Regions from separate parts of the Homo sapiens genome. Here region 1 is linked to region 2. A link is an interaction called in ENCODE POLR2A ChIA-PET data of the cell type or tissue named here. Cell type or tissue: K562. All regions are shown on one strand. Links, peaks and the distances in the headings refer to the core of each region. The heading gives the core; the rest is flanking DNA.

Region 1 (10,678 bases), core at 2,416-7,415, 78 kb after region 2:
TTCCCTGTCATCAAAGGGGGCCAAGATGAAGTGGGAGGAGGAGAGGTGGTGGGATGGATGCAAAGAGAGAGGCCTTTTTAGGCTGCAGGAACCTCCACAGGACACTGGAGTCAGAGACCTTCTCCATGAGGTTCTTATCTCTGGGGGGACCCCCAAATCGCCCTGCTGTCTGAAGGGAGGGGCCTTGGGCAGGATGGCAAGCATCAGTTTCTGGCTGTGCCTAGGACTGGAATGGGGTCCCAGGCTGCCACATGGCTGTACGTCTCTGATGTGTATGCTGCCCTCTCTCCCCCTGCCCCTGGGAATTCCCTGTTCCCTTTCCCTTCCCATCTAACAGAGGAGTCCTCCTCCATCAGAGTTGAAAGCGCCCTTAGAAGCCATCCAACCCCCTCAATTTACAGCTGGAGAAAGAGAGGTTCAGAGAGAGGAAGGGGCTTTCATGTGTTTGTACTGCCAGTCAGGGCAGAGCTGAGACTGGAGCCTGAGGCTTCTGCACTAGCTAGGGGTTTTCCAATGTGCTCCGGGCTGACTCTTGCCCATTCTCTTATCTTGTCTCATCTTGTCTCATCTCATTAAGGATGAGGGGCTAGAGAGAGAGCACTGAGATGGGATCTTGAAATTGACTTCTGAACAGCTCTTGGCTTGTACAGTGAGAGAAACACTTCCCCCACCCCCTCACCCAAGCCCAGAAGTGAAAACCACCCCTGGCCTCCATTCCAGTTACCCCTCCTTGCTGGCCAGGCTGTCTCTGTGGGGTCCCAGGAAAAAGTCGTGGGCAGGGGACAAGTGAGGAATAGGAATGGGCCACTCCTTTGGGGAGGAAACTCCACTGGGCTTGAGCTCCTGGAACCAAGGAGGACAGACTGGCAGCTGCCTGTTGGGATAGGTTCTTCGGAATTTCATGGAGTTCTTTAGAATGGAAGGCAGAGGGAGGAAAGCATCTGAGATTGGGTCCAGGGAAGAAGGAGCAGGGGCAATGGCAAAGGCCTCTTGTTGCCCCAGGTGGATGAGAAGGTATATTTGGGGACTCTTCCTACAGGGAGTCTTCCAAGCTTGACTTTAGGGTTCCTTGCAGCAAAGACCAAAGTCAGAATAAAAAGTCAGAATACACTTGGTTCACTCTGTCATTTATGGTCAGGATGCTTTTGGCTGTCACAGAAACCCCACTCAAAAAAGCTTAGGCCAAGGCCAAAGGGAATTATTGAAAAGATACTGGGCTTTTCCATGTCACGAAATCATGGAAAGGCCTTGCTCATGTCAACAGATCACGTCCCTATAGCTGAATGCAGCCAGGACTGTCTTTCATCTCTGCTTATCTTTGTGTCAGCTTTGCCTCTGATGGCTTCTTCCACACTAGAGGACACAGTGCTGACCACTCTCCAGTGTCCCACAGCTCAGAGCTTTATACCAAGAGACAGACGGTTCCTCTTTCCCCAGGTCCTATTGGGGAAATCCCTAGAAGGACTCAAACTGGCCTGGGCTGGGTCCGGCAGCCACCCATGGCCTGAACCGTGAGGTGTTGGGAACTGTCTGCAGAGGACAGAAAATCACAGTGAGTCTGGGAACCTCTTTCGAGGGAGCCCTCTCTAGTTAATTTCTTTAGAATGTTTGTTAATGTCTCCTACATGCCACACCTGGCCATAGCTGAACTGTGAGCAGCCTCAGATTTAGGGTGACCACAGTTTAACAGAGGAGCAAAGCACAAGATAGTAAGTTCTTCAGGCCTGAAAGAGAGCAGATATGGTGCTCTGGGAAGACAGTGATTTTAGAATCAGGTGGAGAGAGCAGAATGTCCAAAAGCTTGGGGGAAACTGTGAGCTTCTAGCTCACTGGGAAGGCAGCAGGCGATGAGACTTGGGAACAAGGCTATGGAGCTTCAGATTTGACCTAGAGACAGGGGGAGCCATAGGAGGCAGGGAGGGGATGGGGTCAGACTTGTCCAATTATGTCCTATAGAGCCTAGTGCTATGTTGGACATCAAGTTGCTAAGTGGCCCTGTTTTAGGAATTCCCTTTCAATGATGTGTGGAGAGGAGAGCCTGAGATTGCAGACAGGGGAGTGGATGGGTAGGAAGCCACAGGCATATCCTAGGGTAGTCTCAGCACACCAATGCACAATTATGGAAACACGATTATTAGCAGAATTGAGCTCCTTTGTTTTGTGCAGTTATGGGAGCCAGGAGACAGCCACTACTCTATAAGAAAGGGAAAAAAGATTGCTCTGTGAAACTGAATTCATCAGCTGAAGAAGCTGCATTTGGTCTAATTCTAACATTTCACTCAGCTTTCCTTCTCTGGCCCTACTCTTCAAAACCTTCCGGTCCTCCAGAGTAGGCTGTTCCCACCGTCAGCAGCATAGAAGAATGCAGAACAAAGTTCTGCCTCCCTAAGGCAAGGAGGAAACTCTTGTCAGGCAGGAGAGCACTTGAGGACCTGGGGGAGGAGGGCAGAAGAAGGGCGGACACAGGGATTCTGGCTTCCCTCCCCGGGGACAGGAAAAACACAGGGCATCTTCCTGGAACATCAATTGTTATCAAAGATTTCAAGAGAAAAAAATTCATAAATCATTTTAATACTAAGATCAGATGGATATATTATGGAGTAGAATGCAAGTTTTGCATGCTTTTAAAAAAATTATGGTAAAATACACGACAAAATTTTACCACCTTAACCATTTTAAAGTGTTCAGTTCAGTGGTGTTAAATATATTTCCATTGTTGTGCAACTGTCACGACCATCCAGTTTTATAACTCTGCTATCTCGCAAAACTCAAACTCTACCCACAAAACAATAACTCCCTGTTCCCCTTCCTCTCATCCTTTGGCAAACACCATTCCACTTTCCTTCTCTACGAATTTGACTACTCTAGATGTCTCATAGAAGTGGAATCATACAATACTTGTCTTTTTATGACTGGCCACTTTTGTTTAGCATAATGTCCTCAAGATTCATCCGTGTTGAAGCAGGTGTCAGGATTTCCTTCCTTTTAAGTTGGAATAATACTCCGCTGTGTGTACGTATGCCACGTTCTGCTTATCCATCCAGCCATAGGCGGACATTTGGGTGGTTTTCCCTTTTGGCTGTTGTGAATAATGCTGCTATGAACACGGGTGCATAAATATCTGTTCAAGACCCTGCTTTCAACTCTTTTGGGTATTTACCAAGAAGTGGAATTGCAGGATCATGTGGTGTTATAATTCTTCAATTCTTCCTCTTTTTTTTTTTTTTTTGAGACAGAGCTTCGCTCTTGTTGCCCAGGCTGGAGTGCAATGGTGTGATCTCAGCTCACTGCAACCTCAGCCTCCCAGGTTCAAGTGATTTTCCTGCCTCAGCTTCCTGAGTAGCTGGGATTACAAGTGTGCACCATCATGACTAGCTAATTTTTTGTGGGGTTTGTTTGTGGGTTTTTTTTTTTTTTTTAATTTTAGTAGAGACGGGGTTTCACCACATTGGCCAGGCTGGTCTCAAACTCCTGACCTCAGGTGATCTGCCCATCTCGGCCTCCCAAAGTGCTGGGATTACAGCGTGAGCCACCACGCCCAGCTGGTATTATAATTCTATGTTTAATGTTTTTTAGGAACCACCACACTGTTTTCCGTAGTGGCTATGCCATTCATTACCCTCAACGTGCATGTATCTTCCATATTCTCACTAACACTGGCCATTTTCTGTTTTTCGATACTAGCCATCTTAATGGGAGTGAGGTTTTAGCATACATTGTTAAAAGGAAAAGACATATCTCACCTCTGATGGCTGCTTTGAGTCTCATTCTCAGAGCCTCAGGGCTTTCAGAGCAGAAAGAGAAAGCATCCCAAGCCTGGGTGCAGCACTTAGTGGGTCTGCAGGAGTCGCTTACCCTTCTCCTCCTGTTCTTTGCAGCTTGCTTTCACAGCCTTGAGGGCAGGATAGGCCACACATAAGTGTGACATGCAGCAGAATGAAATGCCTTTTATCATCAAGAGTCACAGCCTTAAGCTCAGAGGACTGGGAATCTCTCCCACAATCCGGAAGGCAGGACATCCAGAAGGCAGCTTCATGGAGGAGTGAGATCAAGCTGGGCAGTGAAGGCAGAGAGGACTTTTCAGGTAGGAAGTGGTCTTAGAGGAGAAGAAGGCTGCACCTGAGCAAAGGCCTGTAGGTGGAGAGAAGGAAAAGGGTTTTTCCTTCTTAGTTACACAAGCAGGTTTGAAGGATTCCAGCGGGCTCTGGACTTACCCCTATCCTCCCTACCCCACCAGCCTAGTTGAGCCTTCCTCTCAGTAAGGGATGCCAGCGTCTTTTGGCTCCTTCTCCAGCCCTCCAGATCACCCCCTCTTTCTCGAAATGCTTTCCTTGCCTCCTTGACACCTGGCTCTTTCTATTTTTCTCCTCTCCTTAGGCTGTTTCTCCTTGTCTCCGCCAATTCTTCTTTCAGCTCCTGAAGAGTTTCCAAGGGAGAGGACTTGGCAGCTGTCTGCATATGATGTCCTTGTGCAAACCTGCGATTGAGATCCCAGGGAAGGGGCTGTCAGCAGTTGAAGGGGTGACTAGCCCTGTGAATGTACGCTTAAGTTTTGGTGCCTTCTGGATGTCCCCAGGCAGGAATCTCTGCCTTCTCACCTCCTTTACCCTAGATAAGGCAGCCTTTCAGCTGAGCTGAATTGATTCAAGCTCTCAAAGTCATCTGATTAAGGGGACAGTACCTGATGGCATCAAGCAAAGGTGTCAGGGGTCTTGTGATGGAGACAGACACGAGTTCGCCCGGCACCCACACAAAAAGAGGAGAGCTGGATTTGGGAAGAGGCAGTTATAGTCACTGTGAAAGGCAGTGTGGGAGATGCACCTCATTGCTACGGGAACTCAGAGGAGGAAGACATCAATCCAGCTTTGAGGTGAGGCTTCAAGTAGACTTGACAACCTAGCTGGGGAGATGAGCTGTATGAATCCACACATGGAAACTAACCAAAGGCATATGTTCTCAGAGGCATCAGAGTTACAAATAAGTTCTTTGAGTATCGGAAGAAGAAGGCATTTTTATCCTACTTGGGAATGAAGGTGGCACCACAATTTCCTGGATGGAGTGAATTTGATCCATGCCTTGGCAGGATGGAAGCAGAGACGAGGTGGAAATAGAATGACTAGGGAAGAGAGTGAGTGGAATCCCAGGGCAGAAATGCATGCAGTATGTCCAGTGAGCAGTAGATGATCCAGGGTGGTTGGAGCCTTTTGGTGATGGGGAGCCATAGAAAGTTCTTGAGGAGTAGGGTGATGGGCTTGGAGGTGTGCAGTGATTGGCGAGTTGCTTCTCATAGCAGTGTTGGGACTGCCATTAGCTGAAAGTATTAGGTTTGGGAAAGGTGAAATCCAATCTGCATGGACTCATCAGCAATGATTTCTGGGCTAGTGAAGGGGGAGGAAGTCTAACCCTTTGGAAAGCACTTGCTTGAGGCACTGATGCACAGCTCCTGCATAGCGGATCCTCAGTCTTTCTAAAGATGCCGTTTTAACCTAGTTTCCTGGAACTCGTACAACTGAATACAGTATTTGATGTTTACAAAATTGAATTGGAAAATCTCAAACAAGGCAGAAAAAGCTATTATTTCAAGCTTTCTGTTGGCTCTGTTTTAGCTTGTGTGTCTAGTGGCTGGAGAGGCTGGGAAAAGACCGTGGTGGAGGAGCTAGGTGGCTGGAGGCAGGGAAGACAAAGGATTCAGTTCTGGACGTGTTGAGGCTGAGATTCATGGTGGCTTGCAAGTGGAGATATCCAGCAGACTGTCGTGCTTATAAATTTGAAGCTTCGGATAGTGGTTTAGGAGTATATTAGCCAGCATTCTTCTAGTTATGAGTCATAATCCTAACTTTAACTGTCTCAAGTCAGAAAAGCAATTTATTGGCTCTTGTTAGTGGAAAGTCCAGGGGTTGGTTGGTTCTGATGTTAGGCATGGCTGGACCTAGGGGTTCAGTGATGTTTAATGATGTCAGTTATAGCCTGTCTGTCCATCTCTCTGTCTCTCCGCATCTCAGTTCTGCTGGGCTGTATTTGGCTTCATTCTGCATGTAGGTTCTCTCCACCAGATAAGGCTTAGTGTCTCCAGGGGAAAGAGGCTAATTTCTGCCAGCAGCAGAGTTCTGGGGGAACTCTGATTGGCCTGGATCAAGAATGAATAAGAGTGCCCCAGTCCTAAAGTTAGAGGACAGGGCCATTGTGATTGGCAGTTCCCCTGTGACCATGTGGAATTGAGAATGAGCAATTCCCCAAAGCAGAAGTGAGGTGTCATTCCTAGGAATGTATGCTGGATCAAGAAACAGTACAGCATCCACAGGCTGTGTCAGGGTGTCTTCACTACACAAGTGAGGATTCTGCAGCACAAATAGATGAGATCATCTAGGGAGACTGTATATAGATAAGAGAGAGAAGGGCTAGAGCTTAATCTGCCAGAGTTCAGGGAGGAGACTGGCCAGGAAGAGGCTTCCAGGAGCTGGGAGAGTCTGGAAGGGTCCAGGGTGATCCAAGCCTCAGGAGGAGATAATGAGGAAGTAATCCTCTTCAGAGAGCTCCAGTGATATGGTAATGGAAAAGTAATTTTACAACCGAGTGACTGGAGAGCTTGGAAAAAGCTGGGGACAAGGGGGTGATGGGATGGAAGCCAGCTTGGAGGGGCTATGAAAGGAACAGGGAGTGCTGGAGCCAGAGAGGTTGCTGAGTTTTTGTTTTTGATTTAATGAGGAGACACCTGATGTGTTAATGCTCAAGGGAGAGGATGAAGTTTGGGGAGAGGGAGGGGATTCTGGAGTAGATGGCAGGGCTGGAGTTAAGGACAGAGGCAGCAGGATTACCTTTGTCTCCACAAGACCCTGCTGTATACAGCTGCATGACATGCACAGCAGAGTCCATCTTGTTCACTTAATATTATATGCATTTCCCATTTGCAATGTAGTATTCATACTTATCTTTTAAAGTTAGTTTTTAAATGACAAAAGCAACACATGCATATGGTAAAACAAAATGCAAACAGTTCAGAAGGAATAAAAGATGAAAATGAAAGTCTTCTCCATCCTCCCTCAGCCTGCCTTCCTGTAGGGAAACTGCTTTTCATTAGTTTCTTGGGAATTCTTCCCAAAATTTTTAATGCATATACAAGCATATATGTGCATATATTTTAAAATAGACAAGTGGGATCCTACTGTGCATACTGTTCTGCACCTTGCTTTTTCACTCAATGCTGTATCTTGGAGATACTTCCTTATTAGCATATAGAGAGAGCTCACTCCCTTTCAAGAGCGGGATGCTGTTCTGTTGTGGGGATGGAGTAGGGCTTGTTCGACAGTTCTCTACTATGTGGACTTTCTATTGTTTCTAATCTATTGCCATTAAAAAGAATACTGCAATATACCTTTTAACATACTTATTTTTGTGCACAGGTGGAACTATTTTTGTACATAAAATTCTTAGGAATGGAATTATCGGAGTTAAAGAATATATACATTTAGAAGTGTGATAGGCAATGCAAAACTGCTCTTCAAAGAAGTCACATACATGTGAATATTTTGGAGCTTAAGTAGGAGATACACAGGTGTTTGTTATATTACTGCCCATATTTTTTGTATGCTTGGATAGTTTACCCACATATGCACAAGAAGTCACAATATTTACACTCCCACAAACAGTAAATAAACATGCCCTCATTTTCCCAAAAGGACATTAATGAGATTTTAAATCTTTGTCCATTTGAAGGGTGGAAAATGGTATATCCCTATCACTTTAATTGCATTTATTTAATCATGAGGGTGGCTGATCATTTTTTCAGTAAATTGCTTTTGCATTTCCATTAAGTCATACTTTAATGCCTACAGACAGTTTCATTTTATACATGTGCCTTAATTTACTTAACTCTCTTCTTGTGGGTTATTTATATGGTTTCTGAACAACTGTGAATATCTTTGTACGTGAAGTTTTTTCTCTTCTCTTTTTTGAGTTTTTTCTTCAGTGTACCATTCCAGAAGATGAATTGCTGGGTCAACAGTGTGAACATTTTTATGACTCAATATATATTGTCAAACTGCTTTCTCAAAGGGCAGTACAATACACAGTACCCCCAATTTTATTATTCTCTTCTCAGGATTAGGTATTGTAAATACAAATTAATTATTTTCTAATTTTATAGGTAAAAATGAGGGCTTAATTTCATTTGTATTTTTCTTATTCCCAGTGAGGTTGAATATTTTAATATGTTTGTTTATTAATTGCATTTCACCTCTCTGAACTGTCTTCCTTTCTGCTCATTTACTGATAGCACATTCTTATACAAAGGAAATAAGATGATATCTTATCAGGGAAACCTCTTTCCTCAGGCCCTGTGACATTCTGGGAAATTATTGACTGATATCAGATTATCAAAGTCAATCTTTTACATGAGAAAACTGGGGAGGGAGTGATTGAAAAGACTTAGGCGATACAGAGTGAAGACAGATGGGAGAACTGAATGAGTTAGACTCTAGGTAATGATGTGGGTTGCAGATATGAGGGAGGTGGGAAAGAATTTATGAGTCAGGATGGAAATTCCTGGGTAGCATAGAGAACATGGAGGGCTCAGGGTTCTCCACCTCTCAGCTTCCAAATGGAGCCCTCTGGGTGACCCGGACAGCAGTGGCTGGGTTTCAGAATGCCGACCTGGATGTTATCATTTCTGCCATGTGCTGCAGACTTGAAAACAGATTGGACCGAGGAAGGATTTTGCTTAAGCTTTGGGTGAGCAGTTACTGAGCACCGTCCCCTTCTTTATCCAGACAGCCATTTAGTTTCACCATTGTTAAACAATCTCTGTTATTTAATTTGATATCTAGATTCATTGGTATTATACTTTCTATTTCTTTTATTACTAATTTTCATAGATTTCTTTGATCACTTCATATATATATGTATACACATATGTATATATATACACACGTGTATATATATATACATGTGTAGTATCGATTCCTACTATTTTATTACTGTTCATACCTTCATTTCTGTGTGTGTGTGTGTGTGTGTGTCTGTGTGTGTGTATATTCACCTCTTTTGGGGGGAATTGACTGTTCATATTCATTTTTCTTTCTTTTGGATATTATTTTATTCATTTTCAAGTAATCTTTATATATTAAAGTTATAAGATTGTCATATTTTTCACAACATTATTTTTAATTTATTTGCGTTTAATTTTGTTTGTTTCTTTCACTTTTTTTATTTTTCTTTTGAGATGGAGTCTCACTCTATCACCCAGGCTGGAGTGCAGTGGTGCAATCTCGGCTCACTGCAACCTCTGCCTCCCAGGTTCAAGTGATTCTCCTGCCTCAGCCCCACCACGCCCCACCATGCCTGGCTAATTTTTGTATTTTTAGTAGAGACGGAGTTTCACCACTTTGGCCAGGCTGGTCTCGAACTCCTGATCTCAAGTGATCTGCCTGCCTTGGCTTCCCAAAGTGCTGGGATTACAGGCTTGAGCCAATGCACCTGGCATCACTTTTTGTTACTGAAATGCACAATCGAGCTTGTCTAATCTGTGGCCCACGGGCTGCATGCAGCTCAGGACAGCTTTGAATGTGGCCCAACACAAATTCCTGAACATTCTTAAAATATTATGAGATTTTGTTTGTTTGTTTTTAGCTCATCAGCTTTTGTTAGTGTTAGTGATGGCGGTGGTGGCCTGGCTGCTGCCATGATACTGGCTGCAGTGGGGGCGGGGTAGCCAGGGCTGCCCGCTCCACAGAGCCAGTGAGAGCTGGGAACAGGCAGAAGCCCTGCCCGCTTCCAAGTTGGAGGTGTGAGAGCCCCACCCTACTGGGGCAGCTGGAGCTGCCCAGCCATGGCTGCAGACCCAGGCCTCTCTGCACTCTAGGGGCCCAGGAAGTCCCCTGTCCCTGAAGGCTCTGAAGTTACTGCTCCTGCTGCCTGGCCTCTCCCACTCCCAGCATCCACTCCAATTTTGGAGCAAAGTTGTGGCTGAGCCCAGGTGCTGTCATGACCCAGCTGGGTGTGTGCACACTTAGGGCAGTGCTAACACGCCAGCTCCCTGCTGCTTCAGCCCCCTCCAGACTTTGAATGCAGATGAGCAGGGGAGAGAGGCCAAGGCAGGGATAAGGGTGGCTAGGGCATGTCTGCAGGCACCCCTCAGCATGAACAGCCTGAGCACTGTGGGCACCGTGGATGGCAGGTTAATGGCAGCAGGAGACAGACAGGCTCCTGGGCAGAAAGGGGCGTGTCCCTGATGAAACCCCCGCTTCAGGCCAGGGACAGCCTGGGGTCCAGGCTGCCAGTTCTGCCGACCACAGTGAGAACTTTTGGTGCTTTTTCTGGGTCTGCCCATGGCTGCCCATGGACCAATCAGCACATACTTCCTCCCCTCTGAGGCATGTAAAAACCCCAGACTCAGCCAGACTTGCACAGATGACCTGTCTGCAGAGAGGAGCTACCCACTGTGGGTCTTCTCTCTGCTGAGAGCTGGACACTTGTTGGGATGACCTGCCTGCAGACAGCTACCCACTGCGGGTCTCCTCTGAGCTGTTCTATCACTCAATAAAGCACTTCTTCACCTTGCTACCCTCCACTTGTCTGCATACCTCATTCTTTCTGGATGCAGGACAAGAACTTGGGACCTGCTGAGTGGCAGGGCTGAAAGAACTGTAACACAGACAGGACTGAAACATGTCCTTTGCTTGCC
Region 2 (5,000 bases), core at 1-5,000:
CAGTGTTTCACCATGTTGGCCAGGCTGGTCTCCAACTCCCGACCTTAGGTGATCCACCTTGGCCTCCCAATGTGCTGGGATTACAGGAAGTGCTGGGATTACAGGCATGAACCACCGACCTGACTTTAGACAAGTGACTTAACCTGTCTGTGCCTTGGTTTCCTCATATGTAAAAATGAAAATAGAAGTAGCAGTAGTAGTAGCTACCTCAAAGGACTGTAGTGAGGAGTAAAGTTACATACAAAGCACACAGAACTGCACCTAGCTCAGAGTATGTATAATAAAAGTATTAGCTAATATTACTGTAGTGGAAAACTCCCTTAATTCAAGTGATTGTACCTTTTTTACTCAAATACCTCCTCCTCACCCTGCATCTCCTGTGGCTCCATGAAATCAAGGCCCTGCCCAGAACAGTCTCTGTGCCAAGACAGCTTTTAGCTCACCCACACCACTTTATTTACAGATAAATTCTGACATACAGATGTGGGTTTCAACCTTGGTTCCTGTGTCCTCAACCAAAAGATAAGCTTTTCAGGGGCGGGCACTATCCAGGCCCTGGTTCATCCCTGTATCCACACAGCTCCTGATGGTGGCCTGCATATAGCAATTGCTCAGTCAGCACAGGCCAAATGAAAGCTAGGAAGTCAGAGACGACCACCACCTTTGTCCTGCGGAAAATGCACAACCTTCTGGGCACAGTGGCTCACACCTGTAATCCCAGCACTTTGGGAGGCCAAGGCAGACGGATCACTTGAGCCCAGGAGTTTGAGATCAGCCTGGGCAATAAAAAAATACAAACATTAGTTGGGTGTGCTGGCGTGTGACTATAGTCCCAGCTACTTGAGAGGCTGAGGTGGGAGAATCGCCTGAGCCTGGGAAGTTGAGGCTGCAGTGAGCTGTAATCGTGCCACTCACTCCAGTATGGGGGACAGGAGTGAGATCCTGTCTCAAAAAAAAAAAAAAAAAGAAATAGAAAATACATCACCCCTACCACCACCATCAACCAACCTCACAAAGCCACAGGGTGTGTTGCCGTCAGCCAGCCAGCATGCGAGCTCTGTTGGAAAGTCACACGTCCCAGTTTATTTTCTAGGGCCAAGCCTGGCCTACCCATTCCCCACAGGCCACCACTTCTGGGCTCTCCCAGCACAAGCTAAGCTAATCAGGGGAAGGCTTGACCACAGGCAAGTTAGACCTTGCTGACTGATCAGAAGAAACCACAGCTGTTTCAGATTTGACTTTTAAAGCTAATTTTTATGGGTCAGAAATGCTCTGGGGGCAAAGAGAGGATAGGGTCAAGTCATGGGGGTTAAGCCCTGGGGTAATCAGTCATGTTCTGAGATTGTCAGATTAGAGAGGACAGTCACCTGATCTCCTTCAAGGAAACTTAAGTTCCTTGTTGATCAGGGCCAATGTACCGCCAGTCTCTTCCTCCAAACAGAGCACACACAGCCCGGCAAATCCTTGAAGGGAAGGAATGCTTGGTGTTAGAATGAGAAGACATGACAGTTACAAGACTCACGTTTTGTGCAGCTGTCCCTTGGGATGTGCCAACTCTGTGCTCAGAATTTCTCTATAAAATAACTCAAGTGCTGCATTAACATCTCATTTCTGGAACTCTGAGGCAGATGGGAGACAGAGAAACAGAAAAGCCAGCTCTAGGGCCTCTTCTAGGGACACCAAAGCAAAGGCTGAAAGCGGAGAAATTACAGCAGAGGGATGCAAGAAGAGTAGCATTAAGTAAAGGGGAGGAGGAGACATGTAACATATATTCCAGTAAATATCCAAGCCTCATACTACTTATTTCCATTGAAACCACGGAAAATAGAGGAAGCATATAGGTTTTGAACTCAAGACTGCACTGGTGTGATCCTTGCTCTATCACTTTGCAGCTGTGTGACATTAGGCAAGTCATCAACCTCTCTAAGCCTCAGTTTCTTTATCCGGAATATGGGGATAAGGTAGATGATGGCATCGAAGGCCCTAATTAATGGCTTGCCTGTATCCCTGCCCTTTGCCATGGGACACTGCAGCTCCTCCTCTCTCCTTGAATTGTGGCTGGCCTTATGATTTGCTTTAGTCAACAGAATGCAGCAGAAGGGTCACCATGCCAGTTTCCAACCTCAAGAGACCTTATGCGCTCCTGCTTTTTCTTGGAACCCTGCTGCCGTCATATGAACATGTGCTGGAGGAGGAGAGACCACACGGAACAGAGCTGAATTGTTGCAGCCCAAGGCCATCCTAAACCAGCCCACCAAACACGTAAGAAAGCCTAGCCAGGATCAGCAGGGCTGCATACCCACCCCACCCCCAGTGACTGCAAAGGCATGAGTGAGCCCAACTGAGACTAGAAAAATGACTCAGATATGCAGGCTCTTGGCTATAATAAAACCTTATCGTTTAAAGCAGGGGTTGGAAGCTAGAGCGCACAGGCCAGCTGCCTGTTTTTGTAAATAAAGTTTTATTGGGATACAGCTGTTCCCATTAATTTCCATATTGTCTATGGCTGCTTTCAAGCTACAGTGGCAGAGCTGAAGAGCTACAATAGAGACAGCATGGCCCACAATCAAACCACGGGCGGTTTTGGGGTGATTTGTTATGTAGCAACAGCTAATACAGTACTCAAGCCTCTCCCAGTGGGACAGTGAGGATTAAATGACCGATTAAGTGGTTACTATGAAGCCTGGGGAATGTATTTCCCTTCTGGGGAATCAACCAGGAAAAACTGGATTTGATACGCAGCATTTCTCTCACACTGCTTTCAGGGGATGGGACTTCAAAGGGGAAAGTGTCCCAAGCCAAACCACAGCTATCAAGTGCAACCCTGACCTTTGCCATTAGTGATATTTTAAGAACTGGAGAGTGTGGCTGTTCATCAAATGGGAATGACTGACAACTCATGTTTGACCCCGGCTTCAATCAAGCCCTACATCAATGATTTTATGTGAAACAGGACAAATGATAATTCACAACTCCGCAGCAAGGCACATGGGACTTTCTTCCCTTTGTGGGCTCCAACCTCCTTCTGCAGTCTCCCACCACACCTGCCCTGCTGCCCCCAGCCATCCTCTCCAGCCTCCAGGCCATGGCACAGGCTGCTTTATTCCTTCTGCATGAAAAGCCCTCTTCCCCACTCCCCTGCCTTGGGAATTCCCACTCAGCCTTCTACACTCAGCTCAAGAGTGGCCTTCTGCTGAAGGCCCTCTTTGGCTTCCCAGCCAAGTTCAGGCCCTCCCAACCCTGTGCACACACTTCTGGCATTCCTCGGGTTGTGATATTGTCTCTCTGGTTGTATCTGTCTCCCTGACTAGACCGGGAGAAGCTGGTATTCAACTGCAAACTGAGAAGCTTCCTTTTTGGAAAGTTAGCCACCACTTACTTCTCTCTGAATTCCCTCTGCCTAGCAGGCAGTTTAGAAACTGTTTGCTGGATGTTTTTTTTTTTTTTTTTTTAAAGTTAGACATGATATTATTTATTCTGTAACTATGGAAAAAGTGTTATTTAACTCAACTCTGGATGCTGACAAAATATAAAGTGTTGGTACACATTAGTATGTATTTAAAACCTGGGAAAACTGATGTCATGATGCTCCTGACTTAGTTGTGGTGGAAACAACATTTATTTAATTATAATAAAAGAAACAAGACTTCAGCAGAAAATATAACTGGATGAGACCTGTTTGGCTGCACAAAAGGAGACCTACCAAAGTAACTGGCCTCTTTTGTCATCATTTTTTTTTTTTTTCATAAAGCACAACTTGAAGGAATACTGTGTCTACCTATTCCAGTTTCGTTTTCTCATCCCAGGAGCTCGGGACCTCACCGTCTCTCACCAGAACTACAACTGTCCCCTAACTTTGATCCTATTTTCCCCAGATTTTGGCAGCTGTTTATAGCCTGGATGCCCCTCCACCATGGCTCTGAGTACATCCCTTCCCTGGCTCAACAACCTTCAAGGTCTCCCCTGTGGGGTCCAACTTCAAGCCCCTACCTCTCTCACACTGTCATCTCTCATTCCCCAAACAAGGCCCAGCTGCATGAAAGTGCTGCTTTCCAAGAACAGGCCTCACATTGAGATTTTATACACATACACACACGTCTATGTTCACACACATGTATACACTTACATATACACACCCTGACACATAAGCACTCCTGCAGCGTGCAGTCACCCTCTCCCCTGAGCTGAGATTCCACTTCCAACCCTAGATCCAGCTCAAAGCCACCTTCTAGGTGATGAACTTCCCAAATTCTTCAAGATAAAAACACTGGGAAACAAAGGATGAAATTCCTGTCAATCTCCTCCAGGAGCTCAGGCCAGAGATCATGGACAAGTCTCCTGCATCCTTCACTACCTCCCCTCCTCACTCACACTTGTACCAAGACATCTCTGAGTACAAAGTAAATGCTGGAAAAAGTGGGCTATGTTAGGGGAGAAACCAGTAGAGTAAGGCTAGTTTCTCTTCCAAATAATTCTAAATGGAAAAGTTGGCAGGGTGCCGTGGTTCTCACTTGTAATCCCAGCACTTTGGGAGGCCAAGGCAGGAGGATTGCTTGAGCCCAGGAGCCTGGGCAACACAGAGAGACCTCCTCTCTACAAATAAAAAAAATTAGCCAGGCGTGACAGTACATGGCCCCAGTTACTCAGGAGGCTAAGGCGGGAGGATTGCTTGAGGCTGGGAGGTTGAGGCTGCAGTGAGCCATAACTGCACTCCAGCCTAGGTGACAGAGTGAGACCTCTAACAATAGATAAAGACTAAATGAGGTGCCAGAAGTGGTTTTCCTGGATCCATGAGTGAGGGGCAGAAGGAAGGCCGGATCTACAGTGTGCCTGGCCTCCCAAAAGCTGTCTGGCTGGAAATAATGTGAAAACAACTGCTTCCTGACTGCCTGATGGGGTGGAGGTGGAGGGGTGCTGGCCCAGGATCAGGAGGTAGCCACACACAGATGGCAGAAACAAGGGCATCCAGAGTCTCTGCATCCCAAGGCTGCCCTGACCAG

Evidence for each region. ChIA-PET counts read pairs that join two places held together with the same protein. Peaks named below come from ENCODE experiments on the same cell type or tissue, not always from the same donor. Only the 100,000 strongest peaks of a DNase experiment are listed, where the experiment ranks them.
Region 1: POLR2A ChIA-PET joins it to region 2 with 5 read pairs; 4 of 35 experiments call an interaction of 5 or more read pairs at or near these places.

Annotation. Positions count from the first base shown.
Region 1 is chr9:38,136,086-38,146,763 of GRCh38, forward strand. No RefSeq gene overlaps it. Among named protein-coding and RNA genes, the nearest start is that of SHB, 72 kb to the left of the region's middle. In K562, for the core only: no CTCF peak of the experiment used is centred there; no DNase peak of the experiment used is centred there; H3K27me3 peaks cover 3,109 bases.
Region 2 is chr9:38,060,363-38,065,362 of GRCh38, forward strand. All of the region lies in intron 1 of SHB (SH2 domain containing adaptor protein B), which reads right to left. Among named protein-coding and RNA genes, the nearest start is that of SHB, 6.4 kb to the right of the region's middle. In K562, for the core only: no CTCF peak of the experiment used is centred there; a DNase peak (open chromatin) is centred at 2,349.